Regions from separate parts of the Homo sapiens genome. Here region 2 is linked to region 1. A link is an interaction called in ENCODE POLR2A ChIA-PET data of the cell type or tissue named here. Cell type or tissue: MCF 10A. All regions are shown on one strand. Links, peaks and the distances in the headings refer to the core of each region. The heading gives the core; the rest is flanking DNA. Region 1 overlaps AAGAB (alpha and gamma adaptin binding protein). Region 2 overlaps SMAD3 (SMAD family member 3).

Evidence for each region. ChIA-PET counts read pairs that join two places held together with the same protein. Peaks named below come from ENCODE experiments on the same cell type or tissue, not always from the same donor. Only the 100,000 strongest peaks of a DNase experiment are listed, where the experiment ranks them.
Region 2: POLR2A ChIA-PET joins it to region 1 with 6 read pairs; 3 of 35 experiments call an interaction of 5 or more read pairs at or near these places.

The regions. Positions count from the first base shown.
Region 1 is chr15:67,237,205-67,242,588 of GRCh38, forward strand. All of the region lies in intron 1 of AAGAB (alpha and gamma adaptin binding protein), which reads right to left. Among named protein-coding and RNA genes, the nearest start is that of AAGAB, 15 kb to the right of the region's middle. RefSeq lists an enhancer at 3,676-3,765. In MCF 10A, for the core only: a CTCF peak has its summit at 3,219; a DNase peak (open chromatin) is centred at 3,227.
Region 2 is chr15:67,095,948-67,101,331 of GRCh38, forward strand. The region is part of intron 1 of SMAD3 (SMAD family member 3); the gene reads left to right. Among named protein-coding and RNA genes, the nearest start is that of SMAD3, 33 kb to the left of the region's middle. RefSeq lists enhancers at 1,023-1,072, 2,286-2,787, 5,019-5,168. In MCF 10A, for the core only: no CTCF peak of the experiment used is centred there; a DNase peak (open chromatin) is centred at 2,584.

The sequences.
Region 1 (5,384 bases), core at 385-5,384:
TTGTAACTATTTTGTACTTATTGCAAACTAAAAGGAAGATAGGATTAAGGCTAAACCATTAATAAAATAGAAGAGCTACATATATTTCTTGGACTGAATGCTTAGACATTAATTCAGCTAATGAAATAAAAGAATGGATACTGATAAATGACCCCAATCCTATTTATATTCAGCCTTGTTCACATTCTTTGAAAGCCAACCTAAATTCTTGTTTGATCAAGACACTTCCGATAAATTTTAAATGTGTAATAGCCAAGCAAATTACTATAAATGTTTTAGATTATAACTGAATCTTTTGGAAATCTATGTGCAGCATGTATATAACAGGAAATCCCCACAGTAAGAGACAAGTCAATGGTGAACAAATGAATATAGACATGGTTATGGAGCCATGGAAGCATTTTGCTTCCATTATGTTATACAGTATTTACAACTGGAAGAGAAGTTAGAAGTTGTTCCAACCTAAACTCCCGTCTCTCACACCCATACCCATAACCTCCACTTTATACAAATGTGGAAAATCAGCTTATAGAAGTAAAATGACATGCCATTAATTGACTTATCAGAAGAATATAATGAAAAACAGTCACAAACTCCTCGTCAATGCATACTAAGATGAACACGTATTAATGAAATGTGCCTCAAACTCATAATTAGCAAGACACTGAAAACTAGAAATTAAATTTTAACTCCCAGAGCTAACATTATATATTTGAAAAGTTGCCATCATTTTTGCTCAACATAAAGTTATGGGGAAATTATTTAGTCCAAAAGACTGCTAGGCATTATGTATAAAGTGTGTGTGTATGAATATATACATGCATGAATTCTTTTTATTAGTAAAGTTTCATCATGCAGTTAAGAGGAACGAATCTTCTGAAGAATAAAAGGTCGGCCCTTTTTTTAGCAAAAAAATTAAATTTAAAATAAATTTAAGGTTTTATTTTTGATATAAAGCATATCATGAAATTAACTTTTAAAATTTTTTCACCAAAACCAGAATTGTTACTCTTAAATTAACAGAAGGTCTATGTCAATATTTGACAATCTGAGTGCATCCCATCTCTTTAAGAAATCAGCAGTTCTTTCTACTTAATTTCTACCCGAAGTCATAATCTTTTACTTAGTGTCAGTCAATTCCATCGCAACCAGCTGCTATGTCCCTTATGGAGCATTAAGACAATTTCAGGGGAAATAAACAGGAGAAACAGGTAAGTTATTAAAATCAAAGATGTTGTTTTCATGTAAATGTCTCACAGAAAAACAAAAACTAGATCAAAGTCTACACTGTTACACTCCAAACTTCAAGAAGGTGGCATAGTAACACGTGGCTGTGTTTCTAAGAGCTGAATACTGGCACAGCTAACACACATACCACAATATGCTGATAAATACACATATAAAAGAAAGAAACTAAAACAAGGAGCAAAGCAAAAAAATGTATAAACTAACTTTTTAATGGTGAAAGGAGCCACCACATAAAATCAGTCTTAATTTTTTTTTTTTTTTGAGACGGAGTCTCGCTCTGTTGCGCAGGCTGGAGTGCAGTGGCGTGATCTCGGCTGACTGCAACCTCCACCTCCCGGGTTCACACCATTCTCCTGCCTCAGCCTCCCCAGTAGCTGGGACTACAGGCACCCGCCACCATGCCCAGCTAATGTTCTGTATTTTTAGTACAGACAGGGTTTCACCATGTTAGCCAGGATGGTCTCGATCTCCTGACCTCGTGATCCGCCCGCCTCGGCCTTCCAAAGTGCTGGGATTACAGGCATGAGCCACCATGCCCACCCATTCTTGGGTAATTTTTAAAAATAGCAAACTGAGTATTTTTTAAAGGAGAGAAGCACAAATAAGAAAATACAGTAATGAATTCACTTGTTGCTAAGGGGCAAAGTACAAAGGCAGGGGGACTAATATTCCTGTCATTGCTATAATCAGTTCTTGATATTTCCTAAATTGGTTGTATTGTTAAAAACTGATATCAAAAAATTGGGGTTATGCTTTCTTTGCTCCTCGACATGAGAAATATAAAATCACTTAAAATGGCATTACTAACTGCAATTTAAAATTACTAACTGCAATTTAAAATATTTAGATCCATTAATGATGGCTAATTTTATTAATGTTTAGAACACAAAAGAACAAAACAATGTTTGTTACTCAGAGTGCTTACAATTTCAATTTTATACTTTCATTTTCAAATGATTAAGACATTTACTTAACATGGAGAAAGAAGCTGTTTCTTTCTCTTTTCTCCAAACCTAGACAGGAATGGAACCAATAAGTTGGGAAAATGAATTTCACATTTCAGTGTTTCAGTAGCTAGTGGGCTTTGGTTTTTGTTTTATTCTCTGTGCTGCCTAAAACAAGTTGATAGCTCAATTTACTTATCAGATTTTTTTTTAACATTTTATGTCTAATCAAACACTTTCTTCAAGGCTGCATATGGACTTTATTATCACATCTGTGCCATATTAGAGCTAGGGAGAGAATAGTAAAGACTGTCTCATTCTAATTCTTATTACCAATATCATAATGTAGAGTTTAATTTAAAAAATGTAAATGTCTACACTAAATATAGCTTTCTTCCCTCATGTTTTCTATTTGATTTTCAAATGCTTAACAAGTTTATTCTTTTCCAAATTAAAATGAAATTATTCAAACTGTGCACATGGCTAAAGGTTTCTGGAGAGCAGCTAATATAATTCACTCATTTTACAGATGAGGAAACTGAGGCCCAGGAAAAAAGAAGCCACTTGCCTAATAGGAGCAGAGCCTAAAACTGGATTCAATTCGCCAACATTCTTTCCTACTACACCGTGATGTTACAATACTTAGCACCTGAGCTGGATCACACTTGAGTCTCTAATAATCACAAGCCAAAACTAGTCTATAGACCTAAAGGATCCTCTGCCCTTTTAGGAACACCAAAAATAATAGCCAGAATAGGGGCACAATTATATACGGATCTGCAGCACAATTAACCCATCAGAAAACTGTCTATGACATTCAGGTATTTATATGTCAAAGATGAGTCACAGTGATCTTGAGGTTTTTTTGTTGTTGTTTTTTTGTTTTTTGCCAGACTTCCTAGAAAAACCTGCAGTGGGCTCCCTTCTTTGTCCTTCACTAAATTATTATGTTGTAGACTCCGATATGCACAAAGAAAATCAAGAGCAGCTTTCCCCTCCTCCTGGTCGATGCCAGCCTGTCTCATTCACACTGTTGGCAGCCACCTGGTGGAGCTGTAATACATCATTTTTTAAGAGACAAACACTAGGTGTTTACTTGCCAGGTCTGTTACTACAAACTCCATTTCACAGCTTACAATAGTTAATTTGTAGTGCTTTTACAAAGGAAGTTAGATGCCAACCCAGTTCTAGTAGCAAACATAAACCTTTCCTTCAGTATTAAGTGCAAGTATAAACCTCTATCCCGATTTGAGAAACTTTTTACAAAGCCATCAATTCTCCAGTAACTCCCATTTACTTTCTCACATCCTTGGTCAACTTCTTTTCCCTATAATCTCATATGGTAAGTTACAGGAAATAAGATTCAAGAGCTTTGAAGGAAGCCATGTGCCAAGGCAACATTTCAGTTCAGTAATCCAACATCTTCCTCTTTTTAATCAGCTTTCTACTGTTCCCTGCATATCCTAATAATGATCCTTCCCTCAGAGAAAGTACAAATGTGGTAACCAATCAAATGAAAGAAAAGAGGCAGCTGGCTTTCTATGGTTCAGAATCAATAACAGGTGATACTCTCTTTAGCATGAATTAGAAGGCAACATGAAGTTCAAGGTGAATTCCCCAAACACCACAAATATCTGTTCTCCTACACACACACACACACACACACACACACACATTTTATCTATATATAAACATGCACACACACAACCCTTACCTTATGTCCTCACCTATCCACCTCAGCCAAAAAAGACAAATGCATTCTAAACTAGGCATGTTGATACTGTTATGGATTTTTTGTGTCTCCTTCAGTAGTAGGGTAATTAAGTACACTTTTAATATCAGTAGTAGTGCACTTAACCAATCATGACATTCTTTGTGAAGCAAAGTTGTCCAGTGGTTAAATCATATTTTCTATGCCCTGAGGGAAGTGACAGCTGCCACCTCAAATCAAGATGATCCTTCCGGAAACCAGCACTCTTCTCAGAATGCAAAGTTGGTTTTATTCTTTCTCATAAACTGAAACTGCCTTGACAGCCAAGCATCATAACCTCTCACCCCAGATATGAGTGTCTTTCATGGGATCCACTCTTCTGGAGACCCAACATTCTTCTTTCTTCCCTTTGTGAAGCCAGTACTAACGAGAAGGGAGAAGAGCATGGAAAATAGACAGCACAGACCTGGGGTCGGACAGGCCTGCATTTGCATGCTGGCTCTCTGCAAAGCCTTGGGCAGATTAACCTCTCGGTGTCTCATTTCCTTACCTGCAAATGGGGATGAGAACACTCCTCAAAAGGCTTAAATGAATTCAATGAAACTATGTCTAAGAAAGTGCAGGCACTGGGCACAGTAAATATTCATTTCCTTCTTCCCATCTCACTTTTTTTCACATTTGTGACAGCACTCCTGACTAGAGGTAGGTTACAGATGCACTGAGGAGTTAGTAAGATACATTACAATCAGGAAATAACCATCTCCTTTAAGCTGCTCTAGCCTTGCCCTTCCACCCCAGACCACCCCCTAAAATAAAGTTGAAATTTTTCTTTTCCACTGCTAAGGCATATGCTGAGACAGAAGAGAAGGCAATTAGGAAAATTATAGGAGGCAGCAGAGTCTGACGTCAGCTGAAAGGAAAAGTAGCTATTATGAAAGAAAAGAACTGAGCAAAATATGACTTAGGAAAAATTCAAAACCTAGAGTTTTCATTAACCAGCAAGCGAAAAGACAGACTTTTAAAAATCATATCGGGGCCGGGCGCGGTGGCTCACGCCTGTAATCCCAGCACTTTGGGAGGCCGAGGCGGGTGGATCATGAGGTCAGGAGATCGAGACCATCCTGGCTAACAAGGTGAAACCCCGTCTCTACTAAAAATACAAAAAATTAGCCGGGCGCGGTGGCGGGCGCCTGTAGTCCCAGCTACTCGGGAGGCTGAGGCAGGAGAATGGCGTGAACCCGGGAAGTGGAGCTTGCAGTGAGCCGAGATTGCGCCACTGCAGTCCGCAGTCCGGCCTGGGCGACAGAGCGAGACTCCGTCTCAAAAAAAAAAAAAAAAAAAAAAAAAAAAAAAAAAAAATCATATCGGATTCATACTGTTGCAAGCAATTACAATTTCTTACCCACAACTTCATGAGAATGTCATACAAGGTGGGTGCTGCTCTGTCAAATATTTTGCAGTAGTTGTGAAAAGGTTAGTCC
Region 2 (5,384 bases), core at 385-5,384, 140 kb before region 1:
ATTTGAGCACAGACTTCTGCCGGACCTACAATGTGGGGGAGTTGAGTGAGAGTCAAAGTGAGTGTGAGATGTCACATCTGCGACTGAGTAGCAGGGGCCCTGACAGTCCTGATGCTTTCCATCTAACTGGAACTTGTCTTGGTTGTAGAAAGAAGGCGATGACATTCTAAGAAACATCAACGACCAAAGAACCCCATCATATCCTTTATTACTCACGTCACTTCCCTGACACCAACCACTTATATTGAAAATGATGACGGAAGAAGGGAAAGGAAAGATAGGGCACCCATATTGCCTTTTCCTTTCAGATCTTCCTTACTCCTCAGGCAGCATAAAGAGTGAGGTAGAATGGACACATAGCGAGAAGTGAAGTAAAAACGATTGAGTTAGCTTTATGGATGTTTCTCTGGTTCTGGTACATCACAAAATGCACATCCAAGTCCTAAAATACAATTCATGTAATGTTGGTGATTCCACATACTAGTTAAAGGCTTTTTATATTTGCAGTTAAAACTGGCATCACACAATATAAATAGGAGTGGTAAAATTCATGCTAATTCATGTAATTTAAAATTTTAATGTTGCTTTACTTAGAATAATATTAAATAGCAAATTAAAAATACCATGACACATCAAGAGAGAGACTGTGGAGGAAAGAGAAAAAGCTTTCTATTTTAGTACCATGATTGATACTTTTTTTTTTTTTGCCTTTTGCACAAAGGGTTCCATATTTTCATTTTGCACTGGGCCCCACAAATTATGCAGCCAACCCTGACTGGCATCCTGGGGCTGGAGGTCTCAGGCTGGTCTTGCACGTGCAGCCTCTAGATCCCTGGTCTGCTCACATTGTCTCCTGGGTTGCGGAGCTAAGAAGCATCATATAGGCAAGTGAGCATGTGTGCTTGCTCTGAAGATTCCAAGCTTCCAGGTGGTGGTGGCTCTGTTGATAGAGATAAAAAGTTGAGGAATTTCAGAGGCTACAAACATACTCTTGTTGAAGGTGCTTTGGGGGTCTCCTGAGCATTTACTTTTGTGAATTTTTGGGCAGCCTAGTATAGAGGTGATCCAGCAGTAAGCTGAGAGAGAGGCCCTAGTTTGACTCTTAACTCAGGCATGGTCTCCTTGGGTGAGTCATTTCTTCATCAGGCAGTCCTCAGTCTTTTGGTTGCAGTGTAGTTGTTAAAAATGTGGGTACTTGGAGGCTGAATTCTTGGGTCAAATCTTATCTCCATCTCTCTGTCCTTTTTTTGTGGTTTTTTTTGTTTGTTTGTTTTTTGTTTTTGTAGGGGACAGGTTCTTCCTCCACCACTCAGGCTGGAAGGCAGTGGTATGATATTGGCACACTGCAGCCTTGACCTCCCAGCTCAAGCGATCTTCCCACCTCAGCCTCCTGAGTAGCTTGGGACTACAGGCACACATCTCTATGCTGGGCTAATTTTCATGTTTTTTTTGTTGTTGTTTTTTGTTGTTGTTTTTTGTAGAAACAGAGTTTCACTATGTTGCCCCAGGCTAGTCTCAAACTTGTGAGCTCAGGCTATCTGCCTGCCTCAGCCTCCCAAAGTGCCGGGATTACAGGTGTGAGCCACTGCGCCCGGCCTTATCTCCATCTCTTAACTAGTTGTTTGATGTTGGGCAGGTTGTTCAAGCCTCCTGGAGCCTTGGTTTACCCATCTATAAAATGGGTATAATGGTAATTATCTTATAGCATGGTCATGAGCGTGAAATGAGAGCAGGGGGAGGAGTAATCATTGTGTCTGGTCCATGGGACTGAATCAATGCTAGCAATGGTCATGATGGTGAAGAATGAGGGGAGGAGGAAGAAACAATTCCTGTGGGTGCTAGGACCAAAAGTAGTATCCTCTAGGAATCCTGGCCTTCAAGGTCTAACTTCCAAGATTCTGTGAGTACGATTCTAGGGAGCCTCTGCCTCAGACTTCTAAGTAGTTCTTCAGGCTGTGCTCTAGAAGTTACTGGAATGAAAGAAAAATTGTAGTGTTTGAAGGTCTTCAAGGATCCTGGTCCTCTCACACTGTCACTCTTAGTCACATGACCTTTGACTGTCCATTCCCTACTAAGCCTTGGTTTACGCATCTGTCAAATGGAGCATTCGTGGGTGTGCCTGCCTTAGAGGATGAGACCCAGCTGAGATGACATATGGAGAAATCGTTTATAAACTTAAGTACTGGTGTTAGGAAGAGCTAACACGGTGAGTCTTCAGTGTTTCTTTAAGTGCTGCTCACTACTGTCCTGAGAGACTCCAAGAAGCAGTTACTTTGTTTGGGCCTCAGTTCATCATCTGTGAGATGAGAGGATTGGGCTTTGTGCCTAAACTGCCCCCCCACCCCACCACCCAAGACAGATTAAAAAAGAAGGAAGGAGGGAGGGAGGGAGGGAGGGAGGGAGAGAGCGAGCGAGCAAGCAAGCAAGCAAGCCAGCAGGATTTGGAATCGTCCCCTAATTGGAACCACAATCGCAGGTTTCAGGGACTCAGGAAAGGGTGCAGCCCAGCTTGTGGTTGAGAAATGAATGTCAGATGTTAGGAAGAAAAAGGCCTATCTCAACATAGCAGGGGTTTCTTACTGCCCCTGCCTCCTCAGCCCCGGTAGCCTGTCACTCCCTGGCGAACAGCTTGGCAGCACAGAGGCAAACCACAGAGTACATTTGAGGCCCAGATCTGCTTATTTCGAGGGTGGGGCCGCGTTTTTCTCCTGCCACAGTGAGCTAATTAAAGAAAACAAGCTTCGGGAGTTGGGAGAGAACTGTCCACAGGACACTTGGGGAGGCTTGCTTTGGTTGTGGAGGCCTCCACAGCCCCCGGAAGGCAGGTGGAAGTGGGCATGGAGGGTCCTACGCATCCCCAGCGGGGGTCTGAGGGCCCACTGTTGCTCAGCTGGGGGATTTGGGGACGGTGGGAGGGCATACATGGATGGGAGGGTGGACTCCGTTCCTGAGGGGGCCAGTGTGGAGGAGGGTCAGGCAGCCCATGGAGATGGGACAGTGTTCTGAAATGCTTCACAAATGTGGACTTTTGCCCCAAACTGTGGACAGAGCGTATGTCCTGAGCGAGGATCAACTCTGTGAGTACCCATGATAATTCTCCTTTCTGTGGTTGCCGCCCTGTTGATTCATGTGTCAGCCTTAGAGAAAGTGGCTGTGACTTCTGCATTCCTGGGAATACACTGACATGAGAAGAAGTAGCCGCTCTTGTTCACAGTCACAGGGCTGGAAAGTGGGATAAGGACTAAGGACTTCTGTCTCTGGATTCAGCATGCTGATTATGGGGAAAAGCAGACATCAATTCCTCATGTCTTGTAAGCATCACTGTCCTCCAAAGTTGGAGCCCAGCTCAGACAGCTGCATAGTATTTTATAGAGAAGGTGTGTTGTTGAAATGTTGATTATGCAAATTGAATTGTGTTTTAAGACTACTGGGAAAACCATTTAAAGGAATCCTGTTGTAAGTCATTTTGAAAAATGGAGAATTACACCACCTCCCCAAGGATTTTCTGTTTTGGTAAATTTCATGTGGCAAGATTACTTGAAGAAGGGTTCCAGTGTTTTGCTAGCTTATAATGGTTACTGCATAAGGAAGGTTTACTCGCCAGAGGTCCGCATACATTGGAGAACTGGGGGAATATGTAATACTTGTGCAGAAATGTTTTGATTCATGTACTCAGAAGATGGGATCTGGATGACACCTCCAGCCTATTGATTCCCAAGTAAGGTGTGATGACACCACCACCAGCGAGGTGTGCTATGAGGAATTTTTGTTGATGATGAAAAGTGAATGCTAACTGATTGCACACCACGTGCCCCATACCTTACATAGATTATCTTATTTAATTGTTGCTAATAATAGTACTACAGTCTGTGAATGATTTACTTAGCAATTAATTCAAAAGCATATTCCACTCTACAATGGAATATTTTTTGAGCCAAGAAATGAAGTACGTGGCCGGGCGCAGTGGCTTGCGCCTGTAATCCCAGCACTTTGGGAGACCAAGGTGGGTGGGTCATTTGAGGTCAGGAGTTCAAGACCATCCTGACCAACATGGTGAAACCCCATCTCTACTAAAAATACAAAATTAGCCGGGCATGGTGCCACATGCCTGTAATCCCAGCTACTTGGGAGGCTGAGGCAGGAGAATTGCTTGAACCCAGGAGGCAGAGGTTGCAGTGAGCCGAGATCGCACCCTTGCACTCCAGCCTGGGCAACAAGAGCGAAACTCCATCTAAAAAAAAAAAAAAAAAAAAGGAATGAAGTATGTGCCACAACATGGGTGAATCTTGAAAACATTGTGCTGAGTTGAAGAATTCAGACATCAAAAGCCACATATCACATGATTCCATTCCCATGCAGTATCCCCATAGGCAAATTCACAGAGACAGAAAGCAGATTAGTAGTTGCCAGGGATGGAGGAGAGGGGAATGGGGAGTGACTGCTTCATGGATACAGGGTTTCCTTGAGGGATGTTCTGGAACAAAATAGTTGCGGTGGTTGTACAATATTGTGAATGAACTCAATGCCACCAAATTATACACATTAAAATGGCTAACATGGTAGATTTTTGCTGCATGTATTAATATATTAATGTATTAATAAATGTATTAATTACAATATTAATATATTGTGATATACTGTGATATATTGTGATAAATATATCAATATATTGTGATAAACATATAAATTGATTTTAATATATATTAAAATCAAATGTATTCCTCTAATGGTGTCCATGTCACTGACTTAGTTTCTGATAGGTTTGTATTGGGTAGGAAAGAAAGGAATGGGACATTTACGTGTACACTGAGGCAGAAGAAAGAATGGGACTTTCCAATCCAGGCTCTACCTTTATGAGGAACCAGAGACCCAGAGAGTGCTAGTGACTTGCTCAAGGGCACAGAGCAGCGTACCAGAGTTGAGCTTTGGCTTCTAGCCTCCTCACTTTCTATTGGGGAAGTCACAGTGGAAAAGGGGGTTTTGGCTCCTTTATGTCTTTGGGTATGTTCTGGGTCACTGAGGATCAGCTCTATTCCACCTGGCATTTTGTGCTTTCCATGGGTGCTCAGGAAACTGTCTGTCTCACCCTGAGGTGAGGCTCAGGAGGCTCTGGGGCTTTGTAGTAGAAATAGAAATATCCCAAGTCCTGGGTTGTGTCCTTGTGGATGTGTCTAGAACAATTCCTGTTGTGCTACTCGCTTTGGGCAGTTAGCGAAAGGGACTAATTGTGTGCAAATACATACGTTTGGTGTTTGTTGGGAGACTTGCCATGTGACACTGCTTCTTCTTTTCTTCTCTTTTTGACTATGAACACCTGACACTACAGGAAATAAGAAACTTTCCAGTACCTAATTTATGCTTACTCTACTTTCAAACCCTGTTGG